Regions from separate parts of the Mus musculus genome. Here region 1 is linked to region 2. A link is a loop called in an ENCODE intact Hi-C map of the cell type or tissue named here. Cell type or tissue: gastrocnemius. All regions are shown on one strand.

Region 1 (8,000 bases), 110 kb before region 2:
GCTATAGTAATATTGAGCTTGAAAAAAACAAAAACAAATTTAAAACAGCAAAAGTTTGGAAAGTGGAGATATAGCAAGAAACAAAGATTGTCTACGAGAACCCTTCTTCCCCTCCACAGCTAGCTCAGCCTAGGGTATATTTTTTCCAGTTTAACGTCCATTCTCTCCCCTTTTCTAGCTTTCTGCTCTGATGTGTAGTGTGCCCTCACTTCCTGTTACTACAGCTCGATACTCCACTGCCAATCATGACTCATTCTTAAATCATACAGAAACTCATCAAAATCCCAAATTTCACAGCACACAGGAACCCCAGTCTTTCAAGAGGGCAGCATTCTTAAGATATTCCAAACGACAAAACCCCAAACCAGTTCATCCGAAATCATGTCACCCTCCATAAACATAAGCTCACTGTCTGGCAACTTGGAATCTCAGCCGTCATCATTAAACTGCACTCTGTGGGGGTGCTGGGTGAAAATGCACTCTTTTAAAAAGTAAGACGTGACTCTAAATAAAACCTTCCGAGCGATCGAGCACACATGTTCCTGCACATCTGTGTACACAAGGCACATTTTACAAAGACTACAAAAATATACAACAAAATGTTATCAGTGGAGTTTGGGGGAGATGTTTATTGTTGTCGTTGTGGCTTTCTTTGTTTTCCTAGAGTAATTTGTGATACTCTTCACAACCAAGAAAAACAGAAAAAGTAGCCTTGAGAAGACATCTCGTGACTGGTGTGGTTGTAACCGGCTCTAAGTCACCCTGCGAAAGCCAAGAGGAGCTTTGCCAACTACTACATGAAAAATGTCTGCCAGAAGCCGGGCGGTGGTGGCGCACACCTTTAATCCTAGCACTTGAGAGGCAGAGGCAGGCGGATTTCTGAGTTCAAGGCCAGCCTGGTCTACAGAGTGAGTTCCAGGACATCCAGGGCTACACAGAGAAACCCTGTCTCGAAAAAGAAAAAAACAAAAAACAAAAAAAAAAAAAAAGAAAGAAAGAAAAATGTCTGCCTGTAACATTCGAAGCCACATGGTGCACATCAGGGCCTTTGCTCATGAACACAGGTGAGTTAAGGAGGTCTAGGGAAGGGGCCGCTAGCACAGAATCAAACAGACAGAGAACACATTGCTTTTTATGCACGAGGAGGAGTCTGAGGTCTGGGAAGCAAAGAGGATCCTGCCATTGCCTAGGCATGTCAAGGACCCAAACTCTCTATTAGTAAGGGGCAACTCACCTTTAAAACAAAAGACTACTCCAGGAAGTCATATCTGTGGGTAATTCTTTAATTAAGTGCCTTGGGCTTGCCAGTAGGTTATGTTTCTGTGACATCTGACAAAGCTATCTATATAAATATAGTTTGGTAGCATAGAACGCACAAAGTCCCATATCTGAGCGCTGGGAAGGAAGATTTTAAATTATACACACTGCTTGGAAGTCCTTTAAAACCAATTTCAGGAAGAGATTTAAGTTCCAAAAAGTTATGACAAGCATAAATTTTAATGTATGACCTCAGGGTTGCATTTACTGTATATTAGCAGTTTTGAATTAATTGGTTTCTTTCAGAAGGAGACAAAGGGGGAGGTTTTAAGTAAATGCTTAGGTATCGTCAAAATTCAAGGACTCTCCCCATCCCAACAGGGCTCTTCCCATCTAAAGAGCATCGGCTCTGGCTGTGTGAAGACTCGGTGCTGAGGGAAGTTCAAAGATTCAACTCATGAAAGTTATATCATCACAATGTCAGCATCTGCCATTCTATCATTCAATGGCACAGAAAAGAAGACAGTTGGAGGATGGGGATGGGGATCAAGAGAGAGAAAAAGACAGAGACAGACATAAAGAGTATGTTGTCAAAGGGACCACTGAAGACTTTAATGTCCGTTTGTTGAATGAATGCCTGAGAGAGTTTATCATCCTCATCATTAAGGTGAAATAACTGCTTGGCGTAAGCACGGGAGACTTGCAGATTATCGATGGGGAGCTGTCTGGGACACTGGTGGTTGAATACCAGCATCCCTGGTTTCTGCCAGGTGGACTTAGCACCCCTACAGGTGTTCCTTGTAGGAAGCAAAATTATTCCTGGTTGAAAACCACAGAAGCAGATCTCAGGATTCTTCAACAACTTGGACTCTGATACCCTCCTTCTGTTCAGAACCTGGTTCTCAACCTGTGAGTCGAGACCGTCTGGGGGAGTCACATATTAGATAATCCCGCATATCGGATATTAACATTATGATTCATAACAGCAGCAAAAATTACAGTTATGAAGTAGTAACAAAAAATAATATCATGGTTGGGGGTTCATCACAACATAAGGAACTGTATTCCAGGGTTGCACTGTTAGGTTGAGAAGCACTGGGTTAGAAGGAAGTGTTCACAACCTTCTGGAATCCTCCTGCAGGATGATGGTAGCACCTGGAAGGTTTCCCCATCAGCTGAAGTTTTGTGGTCCTACTGAACACTCAACACCAGCAGTTTACTGACCACCCATTTAGCCCTAGGAAACGTTTGAGGGGCATCTTGGAAGTCTGGCCCACTGACTCACCTAGGGTGGGCTGGCTGGGTTGTTTTTTAGGACAGATTTGCCAAAGGAGAAGTCTTGGTAACATCTTGGAAGTCCTCACGAGAGGCACCATGTCCTCGGCAAGAAAGAAGCCCTGTGCTTTCAGTGGGGTTCTCTGAAATTCTTTGTCCTTTTTAGTAACTCTACACATTTCTAGTCAACATTTAAAAGGAGAGAGAGAGAGAGAGAGAGAGAGAGAGAGAGAGAGAGAGAGAGAGAGAGAGAGAGAGAGAGAGAGAGCCTGCTCTATATCTGGCATTGAAAGGCCATCCCTTTTCATGCTCTGGGGGTTTTGCAAGCACTCATTACTGGAAGCTCTTAGTACACTTATGGACAGTCTCCTTAACTGTCTGACCTACATACCCTCCTAACACAATCTGTAATTTTATAATCCTCATAAATTCAAACCCGTAACTGACCCTTTTCCAAATAAATGTGTGCCACAGGATGGGAGAGAAGGAAGGAGACCAGTGGATATTTTGGTGGGCAATAGGGCTCATAAATTGATTTAGGTTCTCACTGATAGATGCCTGGAACATGCTAGGTTTCCCAGCCTGACCTGACCTACCCCCCCCCCCCCAGCCATGTCCCCCTTCCCAACCCCTACAAAGCAGAGGAACAGATGGGAGAGGATGGGCAGGCATGTGTGTTTGTGTAAGAGTTGATTGAACATCAGAGAACAAAACAGAACATACATACAACTCTCTCTCTCTCCCTCTCCCAGCCCCGCCCCCCAGGAAAGCATGACTGAGACCCAAAATGGCCAAAGGGACTGCCAAGTTTTTTGAGAGTGTGCCCTAGAAAGACTGGCAGGGGTGGAGAAGGCACCTCTAAGTCAATAAGTCTGCAGGCAGACAGTGGCTCGCACAAAACCCCTCCTGTGCGGAGTAGCGGAAACTCCCAATGCGATTAGTCGGGGTGTGTGTGTGTGTGTGTGTGTGTGTGTGTGCAGACATTACTTAGCAATGACTAAAGGGCTCTCTCTTCCTGCAGCAGCCAGTGGAAAATTCAAGGAACATTTTTCCCCCTGCAGCAGCAGAATCCCTTTAACCCTCTCCCCAGCCAACTCCAAAAACAACTCGGCTTCCCCCCCCCATACGCCCCCCCCCCAACTGCCCCCCCCTCCCCACCTCCGGCAGAGCACTGCAGGGAGTTATAGGACGGCGAGGGGCTTTCGAGATGGGGAGGGCTGGAGGGGGCCGGCAGGGAAGGGGCGGGGGACCCTCAAACACTACAAAGGAAACTGTAAAAGGCACAAATACATAAACCTGAGAAGCAGCAGCAAGCCGCAGTTTCTTTGTGAGCTCCTCAGTGAGTCATTTTCAAGATGCTGTCTGCAGCCAGTTTCAAAGCGGAAGCGCACGGCAATTAGTCTTGCCGTTTCCAGACAAGCCAGAAACTCTCCCGACACTCTTTTTTTTTTTCCTTCTAAAAAGCCCCTTTTGCAGTTTCTGAAATAGCCTTTCTTGCTTCCACCCCCACCCGCCGCGTAACTGCAGCTTATCCTCGGAATGATTCGGTCGTAACAAAACAGAGACCATTTAATATTTTTAGCTCCCGCCTCCCAATTTCAAGCCCCCCCCCCTTAAAAAAAAGTTCCAGTAACATTACAGGCCAGCAGGCAGTTGGAAGTTAAAGAGCTGAGAGTTTCAAGTTCATCCCTTGCCTGGCCCATCTCCCCAATCCGAATCTGGACTAGCCGACTCGGCCGGCTTTTAAATGTCCATTAGACTGGGCGTGCGCCTGGGGCGGTGACCTGGGCGGGGGTCACCTGCCCAGAGAGAGTGGACGTAGCCCCGGGCCCCACATCTCCATGGCCCAAGTCCTCCGCTCCCTCTCCACCCCTGTGCTCTCCCCTGAATCCGAACACTCGCGCCTCGGTGCCCATCCTGAAGGGATCCGGACCGCAACCCCGGCTGGAGGTCAGTGACAATCCAGCCTCCAGCCACGCAGCCCGCTTCGACCACTATCCCTAATCCCAGAGCCCCGGAGCCTCGCTGCAGGGATACAGGAGTTTGCACTCAGGGTGTCTCCTCCGGGCTTCGCAGTGCAGACCCCAGGCCCGAGCACGAGCTCCCGGGGTGGCGCCGGTGGCGGTGGCGGTGGCGACGCACAGCATCCTCCCCCGCGGGGACGCACCCCCATCCTCCCCCAACGCAGTCTACAACTCACCCCACAGCGCCCACAACCCCACCCCCACCAGCCAAAGAAAAGAAAGAAGGAGAAAGGAGAAAAAAAAAAAAGAGGAAAAATTAAAAAAAAAAAATAGCCCGAAGAAAACTTTGCAAGCGCTGGAGCAACAGGCAAACAGTCCTGCAACCTACCCAGACGTGGGGGAGCGTTTGGGAGTCTTCTTGGGGAGATTTCTAGGAGGAACCGGGCGAAAGCCCCCGACTTTCCATGCTGACAGGCGTCTGCAGACGGTCTGTTGCTCTTGTAATGAGATCCTGATTTTCCCCCCTCTTTTTTTTTTCTTTCTCTCGCTCCTCTTTTTTTTTTTCTCCCCCCCCCCCCTCCTCTGGTGTGTGTGAGAGCAGGAAGTTGGAGCAGTCAGGCCGAGCCTGCTCACTTCCTTTACTGCATTATTCCCCAGGCGGTGTGCAGTCTGTGTAAACAGGCTTTTCCGCCCCGCGCCGTGCGCCCGGGCCGCGGCTGTGCGCCGGGGCTGCCCGCCCAGACCCGCGCATACCCCCGGCGCCGGGCCCCGCGCCCGCCCGCACGCCCCGCGCGCCCCCGCGCCGTGCCCGCCCCGCTTCCTGCTCGGCCACCCCAGGGGAGGAGCCTGGGGACCCGCCGGCCAGGCCGCCGTCTCTCCACTCGGCGGGGGCTCCGTCGGCTCCTGAGCCCTCGGGTTCCTAAGTTTGGCATCACCCTGGGTTCGTGCCCTGCTAATGGTGCCCCGAAAGGGAGGTCCCTAAGCGAGCTTTTCTCTACCATAGGCATAGAAGAAGAGTTTAGGGACAGGAGGGATGGCGAGTGGGGTTCAGGACTTTGGATGCTCTGGGAACCGGGCTGCTTTTATTGCGGACCAGAGGAGATGAGGGTGAAAAACATAAGCGTGCACAAAGGGAGATGGAGTCTTCCTAAGATGCTGTCGGATAGAGTTACTGTCGGGGCATATTTAACAGCAGCACTATAATTAATATTAATAGTAATAATTTGGAGGCAGTTTTAGAGTTGGGATCCTCTTTTGGGAATACTTTCTTAAGAGCCACAAACTAGGAGCCTTGTGTCTTAGAAAAGAGATGAGTGAAGTGGCTTTAGACAGGCACTGCTTAGGCGCTCCAGGTGGCTTGAGACAGGGGAAGGGGTACCCTGTGGTTTCAAGACTGGACTCCCCGCCCCTGAGGACAATGGCCAGGATCTGATTGGAGAGTTGGGCATTGCTCGGAGGATGCAGGAGGGAATGGGTCTCTTATTAACAAACCCTGTATACAGTTCCTCCAGCCCCAGCCTTCCAGAACCTTCCAGTCCCCTGCCTTTGGGGCTTTCTGACCAGTAGTTTTCAATCTTGAACGTTTGGCATGAGAGTACATGGCTCATTAAAGCCCTAATTGTAACCCTTAAGCCCTCACCTCAATGTGTCTGGTGTGATTGGAAGCCCCAATAACAGAATCGCGTTGAGAGTAAGGGGTGCTTTGCAAACTAGCCACAGCGTACTTATCCCAGACCAATGGCCAAGTCTCCAGGTCAGCAGGACAACATTCTGACATTTCCTTGCCCCCCCCCCATTAGCATTTGCTATCTCTCTGAAAGATTGCTTGTTTCTGAGTATCTGGTTACTATTAAAGGTTCTAGATTGAATTCAGGGATGTTAATACCCACCCCACACACGCACATCTGCAGGTGCCTGTCAGAACACCTTGTTAAACAAGGGCAGCATTTTTGCTTAATCACTGATGTGTATAACCTGCTGGTTATACACTGAGGACCAGGCTTGCCCGTGCTCTGAGAAGAGACAATGGTGGTGGGGAGAGGAGGGAGGGGGACCAAGGTAAGATGTGAAACAGAAGGAGGAATTATGGGAAAGGGGGCTGTCTATCAAACCCTGATTTTCCACAGCTAATTTTCCACTTTGGAGATTATCATTTAAAATCCCTAGTTGGCTTCTCCAGTCACTCAGCAAAACTCAGACTGTGTCCCTATATGATCCAGCTGTCCATGTGAACTGAATGCAGAGTGTGGATTTAGATTTATCATCCAACTCGGAAGCTCCCACACTTAGGAATACATGTTGCTTTTTATTTTAGAAAGTATCCACTTGGGAGAAGCTAATCTGAAGGGGCTACGTGCTGTATGATCCCACCTCTCCCAGAAAAGGCAGAACTATTGGCGCAGTGAGAAAGTTCTGGTCACCAGGGGTTGGGGACAGGAAGGGATGAGTAGTCAGAACAAGATTTTGGGGGGCCAGCCATGAACTGCTCCGTGTGAAGCTATACAGGTGGGTACCTGTAATCACGAATTATCATCAGGAGTGAGCCATCAGGTGAACTGTGGGTTTCAGGGGAGGTTGTGTCAAGAAAGGTTCGTCATTTGTAAGTGGTACCCCACTCTCTTGGGGGAGATTGGGAGGTGGCGTTCCTATACAGCCACTCAGAAAGCAAGCTCTAGAAATCAGATGGTCAGGTCTCGTTAGAGATTTAGCTTGGGGGTAAATTACTTGCCTCTCTTGTACAAAGCCATGAGTTCAATCTCCAGCACTAAAAAAAAAAAAAAAAAAAAAAAAAAGGAAAAAGAAAAGGTAGATAAGAAAGCAGGGTTAGAGTTAGGGTTAGGAAAAGAAATCAACCTAAAACAATTAGAACAGAACAGGTAAATACTGGCCACTTGAGCATTGGTCATTCTGGAGAGAAACCACAAAGTGGCTAGTCATTGTTACTTTGAAGAGGCTTAAGTTATTTGGGGTGCCTCGGGGGGGTTAGTGTTTGGGAATGGACATCCAAACGGACCGATGGAAAGGCAGCCCACTCTGGGGAAAGTGTTCACTGAAGGACCCTTCCGGCACTGAGCTTGAACAAGCAACAGTTTCTACCGATTTTTTTCTTTTAGAGCAGTGAGAGCCAAGTTTGCATTAAAACAGCATGCATTACGGACTAGGGTTTAAAAATGTTGGTGAATTCCATTTGAAAGTGTGTTCACAGGCGTTTCACAGACTGGTGGGTGGCCTCTCAGGAGCTGGCCTTCCCACTCCTTGTGGTTAGAGGGTTTGCTAGGGACGCTTCGAAGCATGGATTTGGACTGTCTCGGGAGTCTACTGCCTGTTTCTGTGTAGCGAAGAAGACTCTCTTTTAGTAATTATAGTTTGAAAAAAGGAAAAAAGAATAACCAAATTTGCCAGGCTTAAGTGGAAGAATTCACCTCTTTCAATTGTAGCTTTGAAAATACAGCAGTAAAATGTACCCGTTTAAAATGTCTACTTCAGTTGTGTGAAGCCTGCATG
Region 2 (8,000 bases):
ATTTGTTTCATAACTTCTGTTAGTTTCACTGTGTCCCTGTTTAGTTTCTGTTTCCACGATCTGTCCATTGATGAAAGTGGTGTGTTGAAGTCTCCCACTATTATTGTGTGAGGTGCAATGTGTGCTTTGAGCTTTACTAAAGTGTCTTTAATGAATGTGGCTGCCCTTGCATTTGGAGCATAGATATTCAGAATTGAGAGTTCCTCTTGGAGGATTTTACCTTTGATGGGTATGAAGTGTCCCTCCTTGTCTTTTTTGATAACTTTGGGTTGGAAGTCGATTTTATCCGATATTAGAATGGCTACCCCAGCTTCTTTCTTCAGACCATTTGCTTGGAAAATTGTTTTCCAGCCTTTCACTCTGAGGTAGTGTCTGTCTTTTTCCCTGATATGGGTTTCCTGTAAGCAGCAGAATGTTGGGTCCTGTTTGTGTAGCCAGTCTGTTAGTCTATGTCTTTTTATTGGGGAATTGAGTCCATTGATATTAAGAGATATTAAGGAAAAGTAATTGTTGCTTCCTTTTATTTTTGTTGTTAGAGTTGGCATTCTGTTCTTGTGGCTGTCTTCTTTTTGGTTTGTTGAGGGATTACTTTCTTGCTTGTTCTAGGGCGTGATTTCCGTCCTTGTATTGTTTCTTTTCTGTTATTATCCTTTGAAGGGCTGGATTCATGGAAAGATATTGTGTGAATTTGGATTTGTCGTGGAATACTTTGGTTTCTCCATCTATGGTAATTGAGAGTTTGGCCGGGTATATTAGCCTGGGCTGGCATTTGTGTTCTCTTAGTGTCTGTATAACATCTGTCCAGGCTCTTCTGGCTTTCATAGTCTCTGGTGAAAAGTCTGGTGTAATTCTGATAGGCCTTCCTTTATATGTTACTTGACCTTTCTCCCTTACTGCTTTTAATATTCTATCTTTATTTAGTGCATTTGTTGTTCTGATTATTATGTGTCGGGAGGAATTTCTTTTCTGTTCCAGTCTATTTGGAGTTCTGTAGGCTTCTTGTATGATCATGGGCATCTCTTTCTTTATGTTTGGGAAGTTTTCTTCTATTATTTTGTTGAAGATATTAGCTGGCCCTTTAAGTTGAAAATCTTCATTCCATCAATTCCTATTATCCGTAGGTTTGGTCTTCTCATTGTGTCCTGGATTTCCTGGATGTTTTGAGTTAGGATCCTTTTGCATTTTGTATTTTCTTTGACTGTTGTGTCGATGTTCTCTATGGAATCTTCTGCACCTGAGATTCTCTCTTCCATTTCTTGTATTCTGTTGCTGATGCTCGCATCTATGGTTCCAGATCTCTTTCCTAGGGTTTCTATCTCCAGCGTTGCCTCGCTTTGGGTTTTCTTTACTGTGTCTACTTCCCTTTTTAGTTCTAGTATGGTTTTGTTCATTTCCATTACCTGTTTGGATGTGTTTTCCTGTTTTTCTTTAAGGACTTCTACCTGTTTGGCTGTGTTTTCCTGCTTTTCTTTAAGGGCCTGTAACTCTTTAGCAGTGCTCTCCTGTAATTCTTTAAGTGACTTATGAAAGTCCTTCTTGATGTCCTCTATCATCATCATGAGAAATGTTTTTAAATCTGTGTCTAGATTTTCGGTTGTGTTGGGGTGCCCAGGACTAGGTGGGGTGGGAGTGCTGCATTCTGATGATGGTGAGTGGTCTTGATTTCTGTTAGTAGGATTCTTACGTTTGCCTTTCGCCATCTGGTAATCTCTGAAGCTAGCTGTTATAGTTGTCTCTGTTAAGAGCTTGTTCTTCAGGTGACTCTGTTAGCCTCTATAAGCAGACCTGGGAGGGTAGCACTCTCCTTGGTTTCAGTGGGTAGAGTATTCTCTGCAGGAAAGCTCTCTTCTTGCAGGGAAGGTACCCAGATATCTGGTGTTCGAACCGGACTCCTGGCAGAAGTTGTGTTCCACTCACTAGAGGTCTTAGGATCCCTTGTGGAATCCTGTGTAGGCCCTTGCGGGTGTCAGGCGACTCCGCTGGCAAGGTAGCCTGGGGCTCAAGTGGAGCGGAAGGGGCTTGTGCCCCAGGTCAGGCCTGGGTAGTCTGCTTCCCTATGTACCGCAGTCTCAGGTTCAGCGCGATTGGATTGGGGCCGGCGCTGTGTTCCACTCAACAGCGGTCTTAGGATCCCATGGGGAATCCTGTGTGGGCCCTTGCGGGTGTCAGGCGACTCCGCTGGCAAGGTAGCCCGAGGCTCGAGTGGGGCGGAAGGGGCTTGTGCCCCAGGTCAGGCCCAGGTAGTCTGCTTCCCTATGTACCGCAGTCTCAGGTTCCGCGTGATTGGATTGGGGCCGGCTGTGTTCCACTCACCAGAGGTCTTAGGATCCCATGGGGAATCCTGTGTGGGCCCTTGCGGGTGTCAGGCAACTCCGCTGGCAAGGTAGCCCGGGGCTCGAGTGGAGCGGAAGGGGCTTGTTATGCTATATTTTTTACTGTTGTTTTATAGTGATCTCCTTCCACTTGTGTATATTAAAACGTACTGTAAGGCAGATGCCATGGGATGCTGTCAACAACTGCATACATCTCATGTTTGCCACTTGTGGTGGTTTGAATATGCTTGGCCCATGGGAAGTGGCACTATTAGGAGGCGTGGCCTTGTTGGAGTGGGTGTGGTCTGTTTGAAGGAAATGTGTCACTGTGTAGGTGGGCTTTGAGGGCTCCTAGGATCAAGCTCTCCTTAATGCAGAAGAGACCCTCCTCCTGGTGCCTGTGGAACACAGTCTCCTTATGACTGCCTTCAGATCAAGATACAGAACTCTCAGCTCCTTCTCTAGTACCATGTCTTCCTGAATGTTGCCATGCTTCCTGCCATGCTGATAATGGACTCAGCCTCTAACACTGTAAGCCAAACCCAATTAAATGTTGTCCCTTGTAAGAGTTGCTTTGGTCATGGTGTCTCTTCATAGCAATAAAACCCCAGCTAAGACACAGTCCTTGTTAAATGGCTGACATATTCCATCTAGGTCTTTGTGAAAACACTTAATGATGCTTACACAATGGAATCAGCTGTTTGTCTTAATTAGGTTTCTATTGCTATATTAAAACACCATAATCAAAAGCCCCTTGGGGACAAAAGAGTTTCTTTGGCTTGCAGGTTACAGTCCAATAAAGAGGAAAACAAGCCAGAAACTCAAATCAGGAACCCGGGGGCAGGAACTTAAGCACCAACCATGGAGGGACAGTGCTGACTGGCCTGCTCCCCTAACTAAATTGCTCAGCTTGCTTTCTTATGCCACCCAAGATCACCTGCCTAGAGATGGCCCCTCCCACATCAATCATTACTTAAGAAAATACCTTATAGACTTGTCTACAAGCCAAATCTGATTGGAGGCATTTTCTCAGGTTGAAGTTTCCTCTTTCCAAATGTCTCTGGCTTGTGTCAACTTGCATATAGCTAACCAACGCACCATTTGCTCAGAATGTGTTCTTGTCATTAAGTAACACAAACAATCACAATGTGTCCTTTCTAAAGGCTGGGACATCCCAAGTCAAGGTGTTGTCAGCACTACACTTCCTGAGAACACCGGAGGGAATTCCCTCCTTCTTCCTGCTAGAGTCTGGTGGCGGTGCTCTATTTGAAACTATATGCCTCCTGCCTTTGTCATTATGTGGCTTTCTCCCCGAGTGCCAAAGTTTAATGGTTTTGTATTTTCTTTTCTTTCCTAGATGTCTCCTTATAAAGCCACCAGTAATACTGGATTAAGGGTCTATTCTTGTCCAGAGAGATCTTTAATCTTAACTACAATCTATAATCACCCTATTTCCAAATAAGGAAATATTTGGAAGTAGGAGTGGCCAATAGGTTACTGCGTTTTTTAAATTGCTTTTTGTTTATTTGTTTGTTTGTTTGTTTGGAGACAGGGTTTCTCTGTGTAGCCCTGGCTGCCCTGGAACTCACTCTGTAGACCAGCAGAGATCCACCTGGCTCTGCCTCCTGAGTGCTGGGATTAAAGGCGTGCACCACCACTACCCAGTTTACTGTGCCTTTTTGGTTGGTGGGGAGGGGTATTCAACTCACATGGAAAGGATTTCCTTGAAGCAGTCATGTATTAAATGCATTGTCTCATAATTAAGAGAACATTTAAATGGGAACAAAACAGTAAGCCATGTGACCAAAAGGCTAGTCAAAGGCAGAGGTGTCCAGAGAGGTTTCTCTGAGGGTGACACTGAAGCAAGACAAGGGACTAACAGAAGGGCTGAGGAGAACTGTGTCAGCGACCCATGGAAGATTCACCACAGAGAGCAACTTGGGAAATGAGAGAAGGAACAGGGTTCTCCTGGATGTCACATCAGTAAGTCCAATGTCCCCAAACTGGGGTCTCCTGGATGTCATATCAATAGGTCCAATGTCTCCAGCACCAGGTCTGTCACAGAAGGAAAGCTGTGGATTGTTGTCTAGTTCTCCTGTTGTTTAAGTAGCTGTTTGTTTAGATTGTTATTTGTAGGGGAAGGTGGGGAGAGGAAGGGAGGAGGAAGAAGAGGAGGAGGGGGAAGAAGAGGAGGAGGAGGAGGAAGAGGAGGAGGAGGAGGAGGAGGAGGAGGAGGAGGAGGAGGAGGAGGAGGAGGAGGAGGAGGTAGGTTGTTCAGTCTTTGCGGTGGCATGTTGAGGGAAGCCAGATCTCATCCGTGTTCTCCTTCCTGTGGGGTTTGGAAGCCCCTGAAGAGGTAAGTACCACACAGATGTCTGAGAACTTCTGTTTACCGTGCATCTGAGTAAGAGAGCCTCCGTCAGAGCCCAACCTCCAGTCCATGACTGCTGGGGTCCCTGTGAACTTTCAGCGTGACACATTTAACAAGAAACTCTCTGAGTATGCTTTTGGATCCACCTACCCCATTGCTGAAAAGGAGAAGAAAAGGAAAAATCTCCTACACGTTCAAGAGATATCCCCGATGTTAAGACTGCCCAGGGGACTCAGGTTTGATCCCCAGGACCCCCCTGAAAGCTAATAATTCTCTGTAACTTCAGTTCCGGGTGGTGTTCTCTTCTGACCTCTGAGGGCACCAGGCTCACAGTGGTATACAGACATACATTCGAGCAAAATACCTACACGATTTACATTCTCCAAAGTATTTTTAAAGTGATTTAAGAGCCCTGATCAGGTTGTACAGTGGCTAGGTGTGGTGGGAAGTGGCCCTTCCTTTTCAGGGACAATGCATCCCTCCCTATGCCGGATGGTGGCATTTCATAGCTCAGCCTCCCAGTGTCACCCTCCTGGCCTCCATTTCCCATGTCGCCCCGGGTCAGAGAGGCCCAAGTCAACAGAGGTGACTCCTCCACCCCTCAGGAAGAGAATACTGTGAGAAGGGTTTGCTGCCCAGGGCACATCCCTGAGGTTCAGTCTATGCACTGGGACAGAGCGGCTTCCGGACCAGCATCCAGGTCCGCTGCGAGGCCAGGTGGTGTTGGCGTTGGCCGACTTTACCCTCTCTCCATCACTTTTTCCAGGAAGGGGTGGGCAGTGATGGTGGGGGACGTTGTTGGCAATGAATGATGGGTTTTTTTGAGCTGAAGCCAATGTATTGTGTGTGTTTGGGGTTCTGGCAGCTTGCCTCCATCAAGGGAGACACGAACAAGACCGCCTGCCACCCCAGCCTCGGGTGGGTGTTTTTGCATTGTCAGGGTAGATAGGCACAGTATAGTTATCAACCCAGATTCGAGTCTTTCAATCTCCTCACATCCTTAAGCAAACGAAGCAGGACTGAATGTGGGCTAGGTGAGGCAAAGAGGTGCTCTTTAACCCTTTCTTTCGGGTGTATGCATCTCTCTCGCTCTGTGAAGCGCGCATGCGCGCTTGATATGCAGGTGTGAGGCTGTGAACGCCCAGTGCCTTCCTCATTTACTCTCAATATTTTTGAGACACAGAATCCCACCCAGACCTTGATTCAGCTATTCGGTCTGGCCAGCAAGCCCCCTGGAATCCTCCTGTGTCTGCCTCCTCCGTGCTGGGGTGACAGGTATGCACGGGTTTGCCTGGCTTTTTATACTTGCTCTAGGCATAGAACTCCGGCTTAGGCAGCCAGCACTTTGAGCCCACTTTCTCAACCACTTTATCCAGGGGTGAGATGCCAACAGGTCCTTCCTTTCTGCAGAGCATTACTTGAGTCTAGGTCTTTTTTAAGGCTGCAGCCAAGGGACTATAACCCAGCTGGGTAGAGTTTCTAGCTATTTACAAAACCTTTGTGGTCTGACTTCTTCCTCTCAGAACTTGCCTTTGTCTGAGAAAGCCCAGAACAAAAGAGGGAGGAAATGGCAAAATCAGAATGGCCAACCTTTGATCAACTGCCTGAGCAGTTTCCTTACAGGATCCAGGCCCTCGCTCGCTCATGCCCCAAAGTTCTCTTAAGGAGTCAGGTTACCAGGCCTGAGTTGTGTTCAGCACCTTTCCTACCTGAGCGGATTGCAGTTTGTTTTTATCTGGAAGGTTCGATGAGGCAGGCTGTTTGCCACTGTGGGTGTCTTATTGAAGAAGTTACTGCTGTCACCAGCAGGATACCTGTAAACAAAACCAGATCCCTGACCATCGGTGACAAACTTGAGTGATATTTAAGAGTCTGAGTATGCTACCTGGGGTTGATGGAACCGCAGCACCAGGAGAGACCGTTCTAATTCACAGCCTTGGCAGAACCTGGAAGCCCAACAGCTGGAACTTCAGAGAATCCCTTGGTGGAGGCAACCCGCCAGCCTTGGCAAATCAAAAACTCAGGATGCTCCCTGAAGTTGGAATTCTAAATAAAGGTTGGCCAGTTTTAGTATAGCTTAGCATCTTGAATATTGCATGGGATACAGTTATGCTATAAAAATATTTGTTCTCTGCACGCTGTTGGTGGGGATGTAAATTGGTGCAGTCATCATGAAAAACAGTATAAAAATGTGCTCTAAAAATTCAAGCTATAGCTATCATATGGCTATGGATGAAATGCATACCCACTGAAATAACCATTGAAATGTAATTTTTTATGATGGTATTAGGAGGTGAGGGGCCTTTGGTTAGGTAGTAAGGGTTCTCTATCATGGTGGGATGAAAGATCTTATAAAAGGTTCTTGAGGCCATGGGGTTTCTCCTGCCACGTGTGTGTGTGTGGGGGGGGGGGGAGTCGGGGGAACAAGACTTATCCCTCTGTCACCAGCATAAGGACACAATGATTGTACTAGAGTTGTCACCCTTAACACCTAAGCTCAGCCACTTATCCTCAATATTAAAGCCACATGTAGTGGTAAAAAGGTTTTGTTTTTGTTTTTGTTTTTGTTTTGTTTTTAAAAAAAAAAAAAGGAGATTTATCCAATATGGCCACACTAAGAGGATACACCAATGAGGCCCAGTGACCTCCTCAAGTCTATCTTTGGGGCCCAGACATGAGATTTAGGTTTAAACAGAGGGCAAGAAGTACGCATAACTAAGCAATCCTGGTCAGTGCTACCCATGACTACCTACCTTGTCTCAGCCTGTTTCCACCTTTCAAGCTGGTCCAACACGTTATCAGAACCGTGGGAATTCCCTCCCTGGTAGACAAGATCCTCCTCTAGCTGTCACCTGGCTTCAGCCCTCCCCCTTCCCACTGTGCCATTCCTAGGGAAACTCCAATTCCTTGGTATATAGCATCTCAAGAGCCAGACAGCCAGGGGTAAGGACGCACATGTCTCTCTGTAGAATTTCTTCACCGCTTCCAGGAGGGTTACAGCAAAAGGCTTCTACTCTGGGCTGAGGAGATGGGTCTGTCAGCAAATGTTGGCTGCACAAGCGTGAGGAGTTGAGTTTGGATGCCCGCACCCATCCAAACTCAAGGGATGAGTGATGGAGACGGGAGAGTGGGCCAGAAATTCCTGGACAGTGGTGAAAACAAGAGACTGACCGTGTCTCAAAAACAAAGTGGAAAGAACCCACTCCTGGAAGTTGTCATCTGACCTCTATACTTGAACTATGACCTGCACTGATACTAACACAGAGAGAGGGGGAGGGGGAGGGGGAGGGGGAGGGGGAGGGGAGGGGGAGGGGGAG

The links. Hi-C counts contacts between places; a loop is a spot of excess contacts. Peaks named below come from ENCODE experiments on the same cell type or tissue, not always from the same donor. Only the 100,000 strongest peaks of a DNase experiment are listed, where the experiment ranks them.
Region 1: a loop joins it to region 2, with 2.3 times the contacts of the local background. A loop is called at or near these places in 3 of 42 quality-filtered maps.

The regions. Positions count from the first base shown.
Region 1 is chr10:93,305,868-93,313,867 of GRCm38, forward strand. Elk3 (ELK3, member of ETS oncogene family) reads right to left here and starts at 5,292. Exons shown (of 5, transcript NM_013508.2): 1 at 4,885-5,292. In gastrocnemius, no CTCF peak of the experiment used is centred here; DNase peaks (open chromatin) are centred at 3,424, 4,471, 4,940 and 5,270; H3K4me3 peaks cover 6,080 bases; H3K27ac peaks cover 6,569 bases.
Region 2 is chr10:93,413,583-93,421,582 of GRCm38, forward strand. No RefSeq gene overlaps it. Among named protein-coding and RNA genes, the nearest start is that of Gm40742, 13 kb to the right of the region's middle. In gastrocnemius, no CTCF peak of the experiment used is centred here; no DNase peak of the experiment used is centred here; H3K27ac peaks cover 4,125 bases.